Regions from separate parts of the Homo sapiens genome. Here region 1 is linked to region 2. Evidence: read pairs that join two places in POLR2A ChIA-PET (ENCODE). Cell type or tissue: PC-9. All regions are shown on one strand. Each heading gives the region's core, and the rest is flanking DNA. Links, peaks and the distances in the headings are about the cores only. Region 1 overlaps TUFT1 (tuftelin 1). Region 2 has its middle 17 kb from the start of CGN.

Evidence for each region. ChIA-PET counts read pairs that join two places held together with the same protein. Peaks named below come from ENCODE experiments on the same cell type or tissue, not always from the same donor. Only the 100,000 strongest peaks of a DNase experiment are listed, where the experiment ranks them.
Region 1: POLR2A ChIA-PET joins it to region 2 with 8 read pairs; 2 of 35 experiments call an interaction of 5 or more read pairs at or near these places.

The regions. Positions count from the first base shown.
Region 1 is chr1:151,571,904-151,578,863 of GRCh38, forward strand. It overlaps TUFT1 (tuftelin 1), which reads left to right. Exons shown (of 13, transcript NM_020127.3): 8 at 2,367-2,495; 9 at 3,008-3,102; 10 at 6,818-6,923. Among named protein-coding and RNA genes, the nearest start is that of MIR554, 30 kb to the left of the region's middle. RefSeq lists an enhancer at 2,562-3,761. In PC-9, for the core only: no CTCF peak of the experiment used is centred there; a DNase peak (open chromatin) is centred at 3,198; H3K4me3 peaks cover 417 bases; H3K27ac peaks cover 2,107 bases.
Region 2 is chr1:151,491,174-151,498,133 of GRCh38, forward strand. No RefSeq gene overlaps it. Among named protein-coding and RNA genes, the nearest start is that of CGN, 17 kb to the right of the region's middle. In PC-9, for the core only: no CTCF peak of the experiment used is centred there; DNase peaks (open chromatin) are centred at 3,828 and 4,398; H3K27ac peaks cover 1,867 bases.

The sequences.
Region 1 (6,960 bases), core at 1,964-4,463, 80 kb after region 2:
TGCTTCTTCTTGCTGGGCGCTGTGGCTCACACCTGTGAGCCAGGAGGCCTCAGGAGGCCTCAGGAGGCCAAGGCAGGAGGATCCTTGAGCCCAGGAGTTTGAGACCAGCCTGGCCAGCATAGATCTCATCTCTACAAAAATAAAAAAATTAGCCTGGTGTGGTGGAGCATGCCTGTGGTTCCAGCTACTTGGAAGGCTGAGGTGGGAGAATTTTTGGAGCCCAGGAGGTGGAGGCTGCAGTGAGCTATGATTGTGCCACTGCACTCTAGCCTGGGCAACAGATTGAGACTTTGTCTAAAAAATAATAAATATGGTACATAAATAATTTTTTTTTTAAAAAAGGAGGTGCTCCTCGGGTCATTCCCACTGTTGGGCTAGGTTGGCACACCTTTTTATAATTAAGAGGTTCCCTTGCGGGCAGGGTTGGCTGGAGCTACAGAGTCAAATGTGGAAGGGGAGTCTATTTTTTTTAACCTTTTGCTCCGACAGTGGGGTGCAAGAATCAGACCATGGCCTTATTAACACTGTGCTTGAGCTCACATCAACCTAGGTGCAGTGTTTATTTATGTACAGAAATGTACATAAATAAACATAAATAAATGTACATAAATAAAATTTTTTTAAAAGGCCTTACTTTTAAGTTCCTGCCTATGGGGATGGCCTATTTCAGGTTAATATGGGTCATATGAAGGCTTGTCTCAGTCTCTCCTAGTGAATTGGACTCCTTGGTCTACTTTTCTGAACCTATGGGTAGGAAAGGCAAGATGATCAATTACCATGAAAATAACTTGCCATTAAGCATGGGTTTCCTGTTCTACTGGCTGCTTGCTGTCAAGAAGGATTTGCAGTGAGAGTGAGTTTGCTCTGGACATGGCTGGTGTGTAGCATGGACACGTCCCATCACACATCACCTGTGCCGTACTTTCTCCTCCCCAGTTCTGACCTTGGGAGGGGCTGGACGAACTGGCTGCTGATGTTCTGTTTTCCCAGGGCTGGCTGCTAGGCTTTCCAGAAGTTACCTGGATTCTTTTTTAATAAATGATGAGCAGTCAGTGTGAGGCACCTGGGAAGCACTGAAATGGATGGTGAAGTATCTGGGTGCTAGCACTGGCTGTCATTCACTAGCTGTGTAACCTTGACTAGGTCAGTTGACCTTTACTTGTTAAAGGAGAGGGTTGGATTAGAAGAACGTCAGTTCCACTCATTATTTTATTGAGTAGTTACTGCATATGAGGTACTGTGGGAGCTCTGGAAGTGTAATGGTGCTCAGGTCTGTGCCATCAGGACACTGACAGTCTACTTCGGGGTGCACAGAGTGACTGGGCAAAATCTGTTCAATGCTATGAGAGGGAAGGCCGTGTGTTCCTTGTATGTCCTCTCCCTGGACACACAAAGGAAGGGCTCCTCCCCCAGGCTCTGAAGGCTCTCTGGAAGAAGGGGCATCTAAGTGAGACCTGGAGGATGAGTAGGAGTTGGAAAGATGCAAGTTGGAAGAAAGGAGGCAAGTTCTTTGCTTTCTCATTCTAACATTCTGCTTCTATCCTCTAAATTGGTTTCTCATCTCTGATAAAAGGCTCACTCCTGTAATCCCAGCACTTTAGGAGGCCAAGGCGGGCGGATCACCTGAGGTCAGGAGTTCGAGAGCAGCCTGACCAACATGGATAAACCCCGTCTCTACTAAAAATACAAAATTAGCTGGGCGTGGTGGCACATGCCTGTAATCCCAGCTACTCGGGAGGCTGAGGCAGGAGAATCACTTGAACCCAGGAGGCAAAGGTTGCATTGAGCCAAGATCGTGCCATTGCACTCCAGCCTGGGCAACAAGAGTGAAACTCTGTCTCAAAAAAAAATAATAATAATAAATAAATAAGACAAATTCTTCCTGATGCTTAGTAGCCCTTCCAGGTGCCATTTTGGCTGTTGTGTGTGGGCTCTATTGCTGGAAGTGAGAGGGGAGGTGTTGAGGAGACAGAAGAAAGGAACTGGAGGTATCCTCCCTGGGATTATTTGCTTTTGAATTTGTAGGAAAGCCACAACATTGGGTTAAGCTTGGGTGGTGGTGGAGGGTTCATGGGGATGTTGAAGGAGTCACCTATCTGAAAAGTGGTGCTTGTGGGTTCCAGGTGTCACTTTAAAGTGGACCTCAATCAACTGTGAGCCAGTTAACCCTGGAAATAGACACCCTGCTGGAGTGCTGAGGTGGTCCTGTGCAGTGAAGGGGAGGTGGTGGTGAGCCCATCAGTGTCACCACCTTTCTCCCGTCATGGCTCCAGAGCCGCCCAGGTTCCTGGGTTCTTTTCTAAGGTTTTTTTCCATGTTTGCTCTTTTTTCCACACCATTTAACATATTCCTGCTCCGTGTTTTAGGTCACACTCAGCCGGTACCAGAGGGAAGCAGAACAAAGTAATGTGGCCCTTCAGAGAGAGGAGGACAGAGTGGAGCAGAAAGAGGCAGAAGTCGGAGAGCTGCAGAGGCGCTTGCTAGGGATGGAGACGGTAACCGGGGGATCTTGCTTGTCAGTGCCTGGACTCCTGGGCTGGAAGGGGCCTGCAGGTGGATCGAAACGGTTGCCGAGACCCTTCTTTTCCAAGCCTCTCCAGAAAAGCACACTTCGCACCTTCCTTTGGCAGATCCCTTGGAATACATTTTAGCCTTCAAGGAATTAGCCTCCCCCTAACTAGAGTTGATCCTATTTCCACATTAGATTCCTGTACAGATGCCCCTTTTGAAGTCCTGGTTTCTCAGGGACTGGCAGCCATAGCTGGCGAGTGGGCCTGCATGATGCAGGGCTGGGTTCTGCCTCAGGGCAGCTGGGTGAGGCTGAGTGAGAGTGGGAAGGGTTCTCCTCATCAAGGGATGGCTCCCCATCAAACCAGCTCATCTTGCTGCTCTTTGGCAGCTGTCCAGGCCCAGTAGGGGCTGAGTCCCAGCCTGGCGCCCATCTTAGCCCAAACGCAGAAACTGTTGCCATCTTCTCATCCTAGATTTTCTTTTGTGGCCCACCCAGGAGCATCAGGCCTTACTGGCGAAAGTGAGGGAAGGGGAGGTGGCCCTAGAGGAACTTCGGAGCAACAATGCTGACTGCCAAGCAGAACGAGAAAAGTAAGGGCTTGGCTCTTGTTCACGGTGAAGTTGGGTTGCAGGGAGGGGAGGGCAGGCCATACAGCCTGTTGCTCCTGTGGTGGCCTGGTCTGGGGAGGAAGCTGGTGCTGATGTCAGATCTTCCAGCTCTGACTCACCGTGAGCTTGCTCAGGGTGGAGCCCCACCCAAGAGATACCATTTGGGAGGCCGCCATCTCCAGGGAGTTCATTTTCCATGGGGTAATAACCTAAAGAAAAGGCTTTCACAGTTTTAGAGCCAAGGGCAAGCAAGAGCTGGTGGAGCATCTGCTGTTGCTGTGTGTCATTCCACAGATTAGTGCAGTGGATATGTTATGCCTTCGTTTCCTCCCCACCGAAACAAAAATTGACTGTAAACTGTTTGAGGGTAAAATTGATTAACAGTCATGCTGATGAAAAATGGAATGAGCAGCTTCATGAGGAGATACTGAACTTCCTGTTACTTGAAGCAATGCAGATAGAAACTGAGAACCACCTGTCAGCAGGGTCCCGTAGGTGATCACTGAGATCCTTTCTACCTCCAAGGTGAGAGGGTTTTGCAAATTCCCTCTGATCAGAGGAAATCAGAGGCCCCAGACAACCAATGAAGCCTACAGAGCAAAGATTGTGCCTTCTAGAACTTCAGGAATTTGGAAGTTATGCTGTTGGCAATTAATAAATAAGACCTCAAATGGTAAATCACATTTAACATCAGCATATTTGGTTTGATCTTCATTGTGTAAGGTGGACCTTTTTTAGTTCAACAAGACATTATCTGAAGGGCCTTTTAAGGAATTCCAAGATGAACAGACACAATTCTTGCCCTTCAGGGCCCCTCAGTCTTGGAGGCATTTTCTCTCCTTTAGGATAACCTAGATTTGACCTTCCTGGCATGGAAAATACACGTGTCATATTGTAGCCTCCTTTCTGACTGGACTTTATATCAGAATTAATATCAGAATTAGTCAGCACTCCTTCCTCGGTGGGTAGGTGCGCATGGGCAGAGCAAGAGAGACCAAAAGGACTAGATAATCGGAAGCCAGGGTTTGGGAATGGCAGTGACAGCTGTGCCATGTACGTGCTGATTTTCTACCTAAAAGGAGACTGAGAAGTAGGGCATTGGAGAGCTGAAGGTGGAAATTTAGAATGCTTGGAGTTTAGGAAGGATAAGGGGTAGCTCATGTTGCATTGTACCCCAAGCAGCATGCGCTTGTCAGCTTCCTCAGGCAGAACTGGGGAGTGATGGATTCTTCAGGGGCCCAAACCCCAGGATACTCTCCCAAGTAGCCTGACTAGAAGAAGACTGTTCCTCTACTCCTAACACTTCTTACACCAAATATGTGGGTTTTCCATACCAAGCACTTCTCCAATTCTCAATTGATACCAGCTGGGCACCCTACACTTTAATTCAATTCTGAGACGACCCAGAGTTAGTGCAGAACCACAGATTAAGGGCCAGTCCTGCAAGACTGCCCCTGCTTCAGATGCCAGTCACAAGTAGTGGGGTCTAGGGTACCTACACTTCTGTCCAACTTGGCTATAAATTGGGGGTTCCCATATCCTCTTTTCAGGTTTGTTAACTTGCTGTAATGGGTTTGCTGTCATAGAACTCAGGTAAACATTTTCCGTATTTATTTATTTATTTTTCGAGACGGAGTCTCACTCTGTCGCCCAGGCTGGAGTGCAGTGGTGCAATCTCGGCTCACTGCAACCTCCGCCTCCTGGGTTCAGCCTCAGCCTCCCAGGAGGTAGCTAGGACTACAGGCGTGTGCCACCACACCCGGCTAATTTTGTGTATTTTTAGTAGAGATGGGGTTTCACCATGTCGGCCAGGTTGGTCTTGAAATCCTGACCTCAAGCAATCTGCCCGCCTTGACCTCCCAAAGTGCTGGGATTACAGGCATGAGCCACCGCGCCTGGACTACTTATTTTTTTAATTTAAAAAGTTTTTCATTGACACAGGGTCTTGCCATGTTGCCCAGGCTGGTCTCGAACTCCTGGGCTCAAGCAATCCTCCCACCTCGCCTTCCTAAAGTGCTGGGATTATATTCATGAGCCACTGCCCCTGGCCAACATTTCACTTATTACTGGCTTATGATAAAGGATAATATAAAGGATTCAAATGAACAAACAGATGAGGTACATAGGGCAAGGTCAGCAGGTGGATGCATTAACCAAGCTGGAAGCTCTGAACCCCTTTGTTTAGGGTTCTTGTGGCGGTTCATTACATTGGCATGATTGATTAAATTATTGGCCACTGGTGATTAGTTTAGTCTCTAGCTCCTATCCCCTGTCCCTTTCCCAGAGGCTAGGGGGAGTTGTGGGGCTGAAAGTTTCAACCCTTTAATCATGCCTTGGTCTTTTCACTAGCCCCATCCTGAAGCTATCTAGGGACCCCAGCCACCAGTCATCATTAGCATACAAAAAGACACTCATCAGTCTTGGAGATGCAAAGGCTCAGGAACCAGGGAATGTGACCAAATATAACAAAACATAGGTGCTGTATGTCAGGAACCGGGACAGAGACCCATTATATATTTCTTATTATTTTACACTGCCCTTTGGGGGATCTTGGCTCAGTTTGCTTAGAAGATGCAAAGGAAGCAACAGTGGTTTGGGAATCAGGAGACCTAGAAACAAAATTGTGTGAAGAGGCTTTAAGGAGCCTCAAATTCTGTCTTTCTCCTCCAAATCCCTGCCAACAGCTTGATGGTGTTGAGTATAATAATCCCAGCTCCAACTGGGCATGGCGGCTCACACCTGTAATCCTAGCACTTTGGGAGGCCGGGACAGGAGGATTGCTTGGGTTTAAGAGTTCGAGATCAGCCTGGCCAACATGCTGAGACTGTCTCTACAAAAAAAATTTTTTTTTAGTTAGCCAGATGTGGTGGCATGTGCCTGTAGTCCCAGCTACATGGGAGACTGAGGTAGGAGGATTGCTTGAGCCCAGGAGGTCAACCTGGCAGTGAGCCATGTTTGCATTATTGCACTCCAGCCTGGGCTACAGAGTGAGACCCTGTCTCCGGAAAAAAAAAAAAAGAAAAGGTCGGAGAGGGAAATCCTAGCTTCTACTTGAATCTTTCCAGTAACGAGGAGTTCATTACACATGAGACTGGCCACTTTCTGACAGCTTTAATACTAAGAAAGTCTTTCCTGTGTTAATATAAAAACAGCTTCCCTGGAACCATCTACCTGTTGCTTCTAGATTTACCCTCCAGAGTTATCCAGAATGACTTATCCCTTCTAACCTTTCCGAGCCTCAGTTTCCTCTCTTAGACTAGGTGATCCCTGATGATGCTTCCAATGTAATATTCTTTTTTTTTGTGAGACAAAGTCTTGCTCTGTCACCCAGGCTGGAGTGCAGTGGCGCCATCTTGGCTCACTGCCACCTCTGCCTCCTGGGTTCAAGCGATTCTTGTGCCTCAGCCTCCTGAGTAGCTGGGACTACAGGCACACGCCACCACACTTGGCTAATTTTAGTATTCTTAGTAGAGGTGGGGTTTCACTATGTTGGCCAGGCTGGTCTTGAACTCCTGACCTCAGTGCTTCCAATGTGATATTCTAAGGTACCCACCACCTACTCTTCAGAGCAGCCTACCAGGGAATCAGGCAAAGGGAATCATATTAATGGGAACCTCCCAAGCTCAAGGCTCTTCCTGTGACTGGGTAAATAAGTGATCTTGTTCCATTGCCTCAGCCTTCTGGTCTTTATCCCCAGGGCTGCTACCCTGGAAAAGGAAGTGGCCGGGTTGCGGGAGAAGATCCACCACTTGGATGACATGCTCAAGAGCCAGCAGCGGAAAGTCCGGCAAATGATAGAGCAGGTAAGTTGGGCTGGTTTGTAACCTGCCCTCGGGGAGT
Region 2 (6,960 bases), core at 2,520-5,019:
ATGACGCAATCTTGGCTCACTGCAACCTCCGCCTCCTGGGTTCAAGTGATTCTCCTGCCTCAGCCTCCCAAGTAGCTGGGATTACAGACATACGTCACCACGCCCGGCTAATTTTGTATTTTTAGTAGAGACGGGGTTTCTCCATGTTGGTCAGGCTGGTCTTGAACTCCCGACCTCAGGTGATCCACCTGCCTTGGCCTCCCAAAGTGCTGGGATTACAGGCGTGAGCCACCGTGCCCGGCCTACAGTCTTTTGTTATAATGTTAGGACACTTTAGGATTCAGAGGCCGGCCTCAGAAAGCAGACTTTCTTGCTATCTGACTTTCTCCCGCTCTTATTTATTTATTCATTTATTTATGTTTTGAGATAATGTCTCACTCTGTTGCCCAGGTTGAAGTGCATTGGTGTAATCACTGCTCACTGCAGCTTTGATCTCCTGTACTCAATCAATCCTCCCACCTCAGGCTCCTGAGTAGCTGGGACTACAAGTGTGCACCACCATGTCCGGCTAATTTTTTATTTTTTGTAGAGACACTCTCCCTATGTTGCCCAGGCTGGTCTTAAACTCATGAGCTCAAGCAATCCACCTGCTTCGGCCTTCCAAAGTGTGGGAATTACAGGCATGAGCCACCACACCGGGCCTTCCTGTTCTCATTGCACCTGCCAGATGCAGGACTCTAATCTGATTGTGAGTCATAAGACCCTGATTGCAGAGAGGGTCCTACCCCGTAGCCTGGAGGAAGGAAGGCTGCATAGAGAGACCAAGAAGAATCTAACAGACATGCATCTCTCCATTCACATCCTCTGTCATATCCTTTCTAATAAGCTGGTAAACGAAGTGTCTCCCTTAGTTCTGTGAGCTGCTCTAGCAAATGAATTGAGTCCAAAGAGGGGGCTGTAGGAGCCCCAACTTGAATCTGCTGGGTCAGAAATTCTGGAGTCTTGGGTTTTGACTGGTGTCTGAATGGGGTGGGTGGGGGCAGTTTTGGGGTTTGAGCCCTCAACCTGTGGCCTCTTGGTAGATGGTGTCAGAATCGAATTAGAGGACACCCAGCTGGTGTCTGCTGCAGAACTGATTGCTTGTTTGCTGGTGGGGAGAAATCCTCCATATTTGGTCACAGGAGTCTTCTGTCTGTGTTGATTGTTACTGTTGAGTGAGATAACAGGAACAAACACTCTGAGTTTGTGTGTTTTCCCACACACAAGATCCCTATCTCCATTCTCCCTCCTGCTTCAGTCTTCCTTCTCTGAGGTTCTCAGATGCCCTCCCACCTCCTATATCCCCTCCAGTGTCCTGCACTTTCCTTCTTTGCCCTCTGACTTGAACCTAACAATGGTAAGTTTTCTTTGAAGTCTGATGCTACTTTCTAGCCTTGCTTGCCAAAGGTTGAGATTACCCCCACCTATGGCCATAAACTTGTTTTGTATCTATTAATTTATTTAAATTTCTTTCCTATTTAGGGTAGCTGGCAGGTATTATTAGTACCGAGTCTCCAGTGCAACTCTAAGCAAGAAGTTGCTCCTTCTAATACTGGGGACTGCAGGCCGGGCGCGGTGGCTCACGCCTGTAATCCCAACACTTTGGGAGGCCAAGGCGGGCAGATCACAAGGTCAGGAGAATGAGACCATCCTGCTAACACGGTGAAACCCCGTCTCTACTAAAAATACAAAAAATTAGCCAGGCGTGGTGGTGGGTGCCTGTAGTCCCAGCTACTCAGGAGGCTGAGGCAGGAGGATGGTGTGAACCCGGGAGGTGGAGCTTGCAGTGAGCCGAGATCACGCCACTGCACTCCAGCCTGGGCAACAGAGTGAGACTGCGTCTCAAAAATATATATATATATTGGGGGCTGCAAAAAGTAAAGACAGGGAATTTGAGAAGGAGTGCTGGTATACGGGGGAAGTTACTTTGCTTGGTTTGTCTGTGTCCTAAGTAGAGATGAGACGTACAAGTGCAAAAGTTCTGGAGAAAGTTAAATACTGATTCAGTACATGGATGAGAGGTCGGTGTTTAAAATGGAGATTTGAAAGTTGTCTGCTTTTGGAGGTGGCAGGAGAAAGCATGAGAGTGAATGAGCCACTGAAGGGGAAGAGTGGAGGGCAGAGGAAAGGAAAGAGCTTTTTCACAGCTATGGGGAATAGCTGAGAAAGGAAAAAAGTACCCACAGGGACAGGGGAGGGCTAGAGCTGTAGAAAATAATAGAGCAGTGGTATAGAAATCCAAGGAGAAAAGAGTGTGAAAAAATAGGGAGCAGAAGCACAAGAGACATCCGGTAGAAGGAGGACTCAGAAAAGCCTTCAGTTTCCAAGCTCAACTGCAGGTGAGGGACAAGGGAACTTGGAATTACTGCATATAAACTGCTTGAAGATGGTGAATAGAAAGGAAAGAAATATGGCCAGGTGCGGTGACTCACACCTGTAATTCCGGCACTTTGGGAGGCTGAGGCGGGCAGATCTCCTGAGGTCAGGAGTTCAAGACCAGCCTGGACAACATGATGAAACATCATCTCTACCAAAAATACAAAAGTTAGCCGGGTGTGATGGCACACACCTGTAGTCCCAGCTACTTGGGAGGCTGAGGTAGGAGAATCTCTTGAACCCAGGAGGTGGGCCAAGATTGCGCCACTGCACTCCAGCCTGGGCGACGGAGCAAGACTCTGTCTCAAAAAAAAAAAAAAAAAAAAAAAAAAAAAGCAGAGCAGCTACAAGTTACAAGTTGCAAAAGGGTTAGGATAAGGATAAGATTCTTCTCTACACCTTTTTGAGGGCAGAAGGTAACTCAGATGTTACTTCCAGAAGGTGGAATTAAGATGTTGGCCTTTAGTTTCCTCACTCAGTAGGAAGTAAGCTCATGAAGGCAGGGATTGCTGCCTATTGTTGACTTCTGCTATATTCCAAGAGCCTAGAACAGTGCCTGGTACCTGGTAGGTGTTCGATAAATATTGCTGAATAATAGAGCTCAGGAATTAAGTCTAGACACTAGGAAGAGAGGCTGGCTGTAGAATAAGGATACACTGGGTGTGGTGGCTCATACCTGTAATCCTAGCACTTTGGGAGGCCGAGGTGGGAAGATCACTTAAGGCCAGGAGTTCGGGATCAGCCTGAGCAACATAATGAGCCCCCATCTGTACCAAAAAAAAAACAAAAAAACTAAAAACATTTTTTATCTATATAATTTTCTTTTTTTTGAAATAGAGTCTCACTCTGTTGTGCAGTGGCACGATCTTGGCTCACTGCAACCTCTGCCTCCGAGTTCAGGTGATTCTCCCACCTCAGCCTCCTGAGTAGCTGGGATTACAGGTGCACGCCACCATGTCCAGCTAATTTTTGTAGTTTTAGTATACAGGGTTTTGCCATGTTGGCCAGGCTGGTCTCGAACTCCTGACCTCAAGTGATCCACCTGCCTCAGCCTCCCAAAGTGCTGGGATTACAGGCATAAGCCACCACATCTGGCAAATATATTTTTAAAAAATAGAATTAGGGATAAGTATCTCTTTCTTTTAGACCATGAGGAAGATTTATGAGCTAGAGGTAAGGAAGAGACTTAGGCCTGCTAGCTCTGGGCTGAATGCTATGGTACCCAGTGAGTTTAGACTATTGGAGGGCAGGCCTGTTAGGGGACTGAGGTCAGAAATCCCCTCCTGCTTCCATATAGGCAGCCAAGAGCTGGCCTGGGACACCAGCTGGGTGCTTTTCCCAGCCGTTTGCATTCCAGCCTGTATACAATGAAGAAAGAGTGACAGTGTGGTGACATGATTTAGGTTAATGAGCTACTGATCACCTGCCAAGTGGGTGGGAAGTTTTTTTTTTTTTCTGCCCACTTCTGTAGAAAAAATTTTTTATGAATGACTCATCTTGTCTCATTACTCAGAGTACAAATTTGTGAGCTGGTAATAAGAGGTCAAAACCTAAGGAGAACATATCCACCCCCACTCTCCAACACCCAGTTTCTGGTAGATGGATATGCTCATTATCTTGATTGTGGTAAAAATTTCATGGATGCATACATATGTCAGAACTATCAAATTGCACACTTTACATTTGTGCAGTTTACTGTTTGTCAGTTACACCTCAGTAGGGCTGTTTATGAAAAGGAAAAATCTTATATGTAAACTTTTTATAATCACAGAGTTTGGATACTTAATTTATTAACTTGCACATATAAATTTATCTAATTCATCTTTGCAGTCAAAGAGAAAGTCATTTCTAGAAAAAAAAAAACTGAATAATCATTTTGGGGAAAACAAAGGACAGCCTAGGGAGACTAGATACAAAGAGTGTCATTGTAGAATTTCTAGCCACACACCAGAATAAACTAGCCTCTCCCACTCCTGAGGGGAGAAATGAGGAAAAAGTCTTTGCTTAGCTGGAGTGAGAATGTTGCATTCTTTTGTAAGCTTTTTGTAATTCTTTGTTTATCTAGTTGACTTTCTCCTTGAGACCAGCCTTTCCTTCTCCGCTTCAATCTACAGGAAATCCTCCCTCTCCTATAGAGAGAAAGACAACTTTCTCCTAGGGAAGCCAGTTGTTCTGCCACTCTGCTGGCCCGAGGCTTCTATTTCTTAGTCCCCCTGATGTGCTACAAAACTTGAGAGACACAAATCTATCAAGTCTCTCAACTCCCTTATTCTAAAATGATACAGGCACATGCCACCATGCCCGGCTACTTTTTGTACTTTTTGTAGAGATGGGGTCTCACTACGTTGCCCAGAATGGTCTTAAACTCCTGACCTTAAGCAATCCCTGCACCTTGACCTCCCAAGTTCTGGGATTACATGCATGAGCCACTGCACTCAGGCATAAATTTGTGTTTTTTAAGCCACTAAATTTGTGGTACTTTGTTATAGCAGCCATAGAAACTAATACAAACGTTACCTGACACACAGTAGATAATCAATAAGCATTTGTTACTTGACCAACTTATATCTGGTACTTCAGCCAATAATAAAAATAATACTTCACGCCAGGAGCAGTGGCTCACGCCTGTAATCCCAGCACTTTGGGAGGCCAAGGCGGGTGGATCACGAGGTCAGGAGAAGCAGACCATCCTGGCTAACAGGGTGAAACCCCATATCTACTATAATTACAAAAAATTAGCTGGACATGGTGGCGGGCGCCTGTAGTCCCAGCTACTTGGGAGGCTGAGGCAGGAGAATTGCTTGAACCCAGGAGGCAGAGGTTTCAGTGAGCCGAGATCGTGCCACTGCACCCCAGCCTGGGCGACAGAGTGAGACTCCATCTCAAAAAAAAAAACAAAACACACACACAAAAAACTAAAAACCTTCACAATAGCAAAATGTGTTTAAATTCTTAATCTCATTTTGTTGTCACACTTATTAGCCTTACTTTATAGATAAGGAAATGGAAAATCAATTGCCCAAAGTCATATATATATATATATATATATATATATATATATATATATATATATATGTATTTTTTTTTTTTTTTTTTTGAGACAGTCTCGCTCTGTCACCCAGGCTGGAGTACAGTGGCATGATCTTAGCTCACTGCAACCTCTGCCTCCTGGGTCCAAGTGATTCTCCTGCCTCAGCCTCCCAAGTAGCTGGGATTACAGGTGCCAGCCACCATGCCCAGCTAATTTTTGTTATTTTCAGTAGGGATGGGGTTTCACCATGTTAGCCAGGCTGACCTTGAACTCCTGACCTCAGGTGATCCACCCGCCTTGGCCTCCCAAAGTGCTGGGATTACAGATGTGAGCCACCACTCCCGGCTGAAATCCCATATATTTTAAGAAGCAAAAAGTAGATTTAGAACTGACATCCTAGTTTTCTCTTTTAATGACATTGTGTCAACAATAAATGACATGTAAAAAAAATCACTCACAATCCTTTGACTCTATTTAATAGATCAACCAGTTTTATTTTTCCATGTCTTCAAGGTCTCATCCATACAAATACACATTAAAAATATTTATGCCAGGCCAGGTGCGGTGGCTCACGCCTGTAATCCCAGCACTTTGGGAGGCCAAGACGGGTGGATCACGAGGTCAGGAGATGGAGACCATCCTGGCTAACACCGTGAAACCCCATCTCTACTAAAAATACAATAAAAATTAGCCGGGCATGGTGGCGGGCGCCTGTAGTCCCAGCTACTCAGGAGGCTGAGGCAGGAGAATGGCATGAACCTGGGAGGCGGAGCTTGCAGTGAGCTGAGATCGCGCCACTGCACTCCAGCCTGGGCGAGAGAGCGAGACTCCGTCTCAAAAAAAAAAAAAAAAAAAAAAATTTATGCCAGGTGCGGTGGCTCATGCCTGTAATCCCAGCACTTTGGGAGGCTGAGGCAGGCGGATCACCTTAGGTCAGGAGTTCAAGACCAGCCTGGCCAACATGGTGAAACCCCGTCTCTACTAAAAATACAAAAATTAGCCGAGTGTGGTGGTGGGTGCCTGTAGTCCCAGCTACTTGGGAGGCTGAGGCAGGAGAATTGCTTGAACCAGGGAGGTGGAGGTTGCAGTGAGCTGAGATTGCGCCACTGTACTCTAGCCTGGGTGACAGAGCAAGACTCCGTCTCAAAAAAAAAAAAAAAAAAAAAAAAGGGGCCAGGCGCAGTGGCTCATGCCTGTAATCCCAGCTCTCTGGGAGGCGGAGGCAGGCAGATCATGAGGTCAGGAGATCGAGACCATCCTGGCTAACACAGTGAAACGCCGTCTCTACTAAAAATACAAAAAATTTGCTGGGTGGCGGACACCTGTAGTCCTAGCTACTCGGGAGGTTGAGGCAGGAGAATGGCGTGAACCCGGGGGGCAGAGCCTGCAGTGAGCCGAGATGGTGCCACTGCATTCCAGCCTGGGCGACAGAGTGAGACGCCGTCTTAAAAAAAAAAAAATATGGCCAGGTGCAGTGGCTCATGCCTGTAATCCCAGCACTCTGGGAGGCCGAGGTGGGCAGATCACGAGGTCAAGAGTTCGAGACCAGCCTGGCCAACATAGTGAACCCCCAT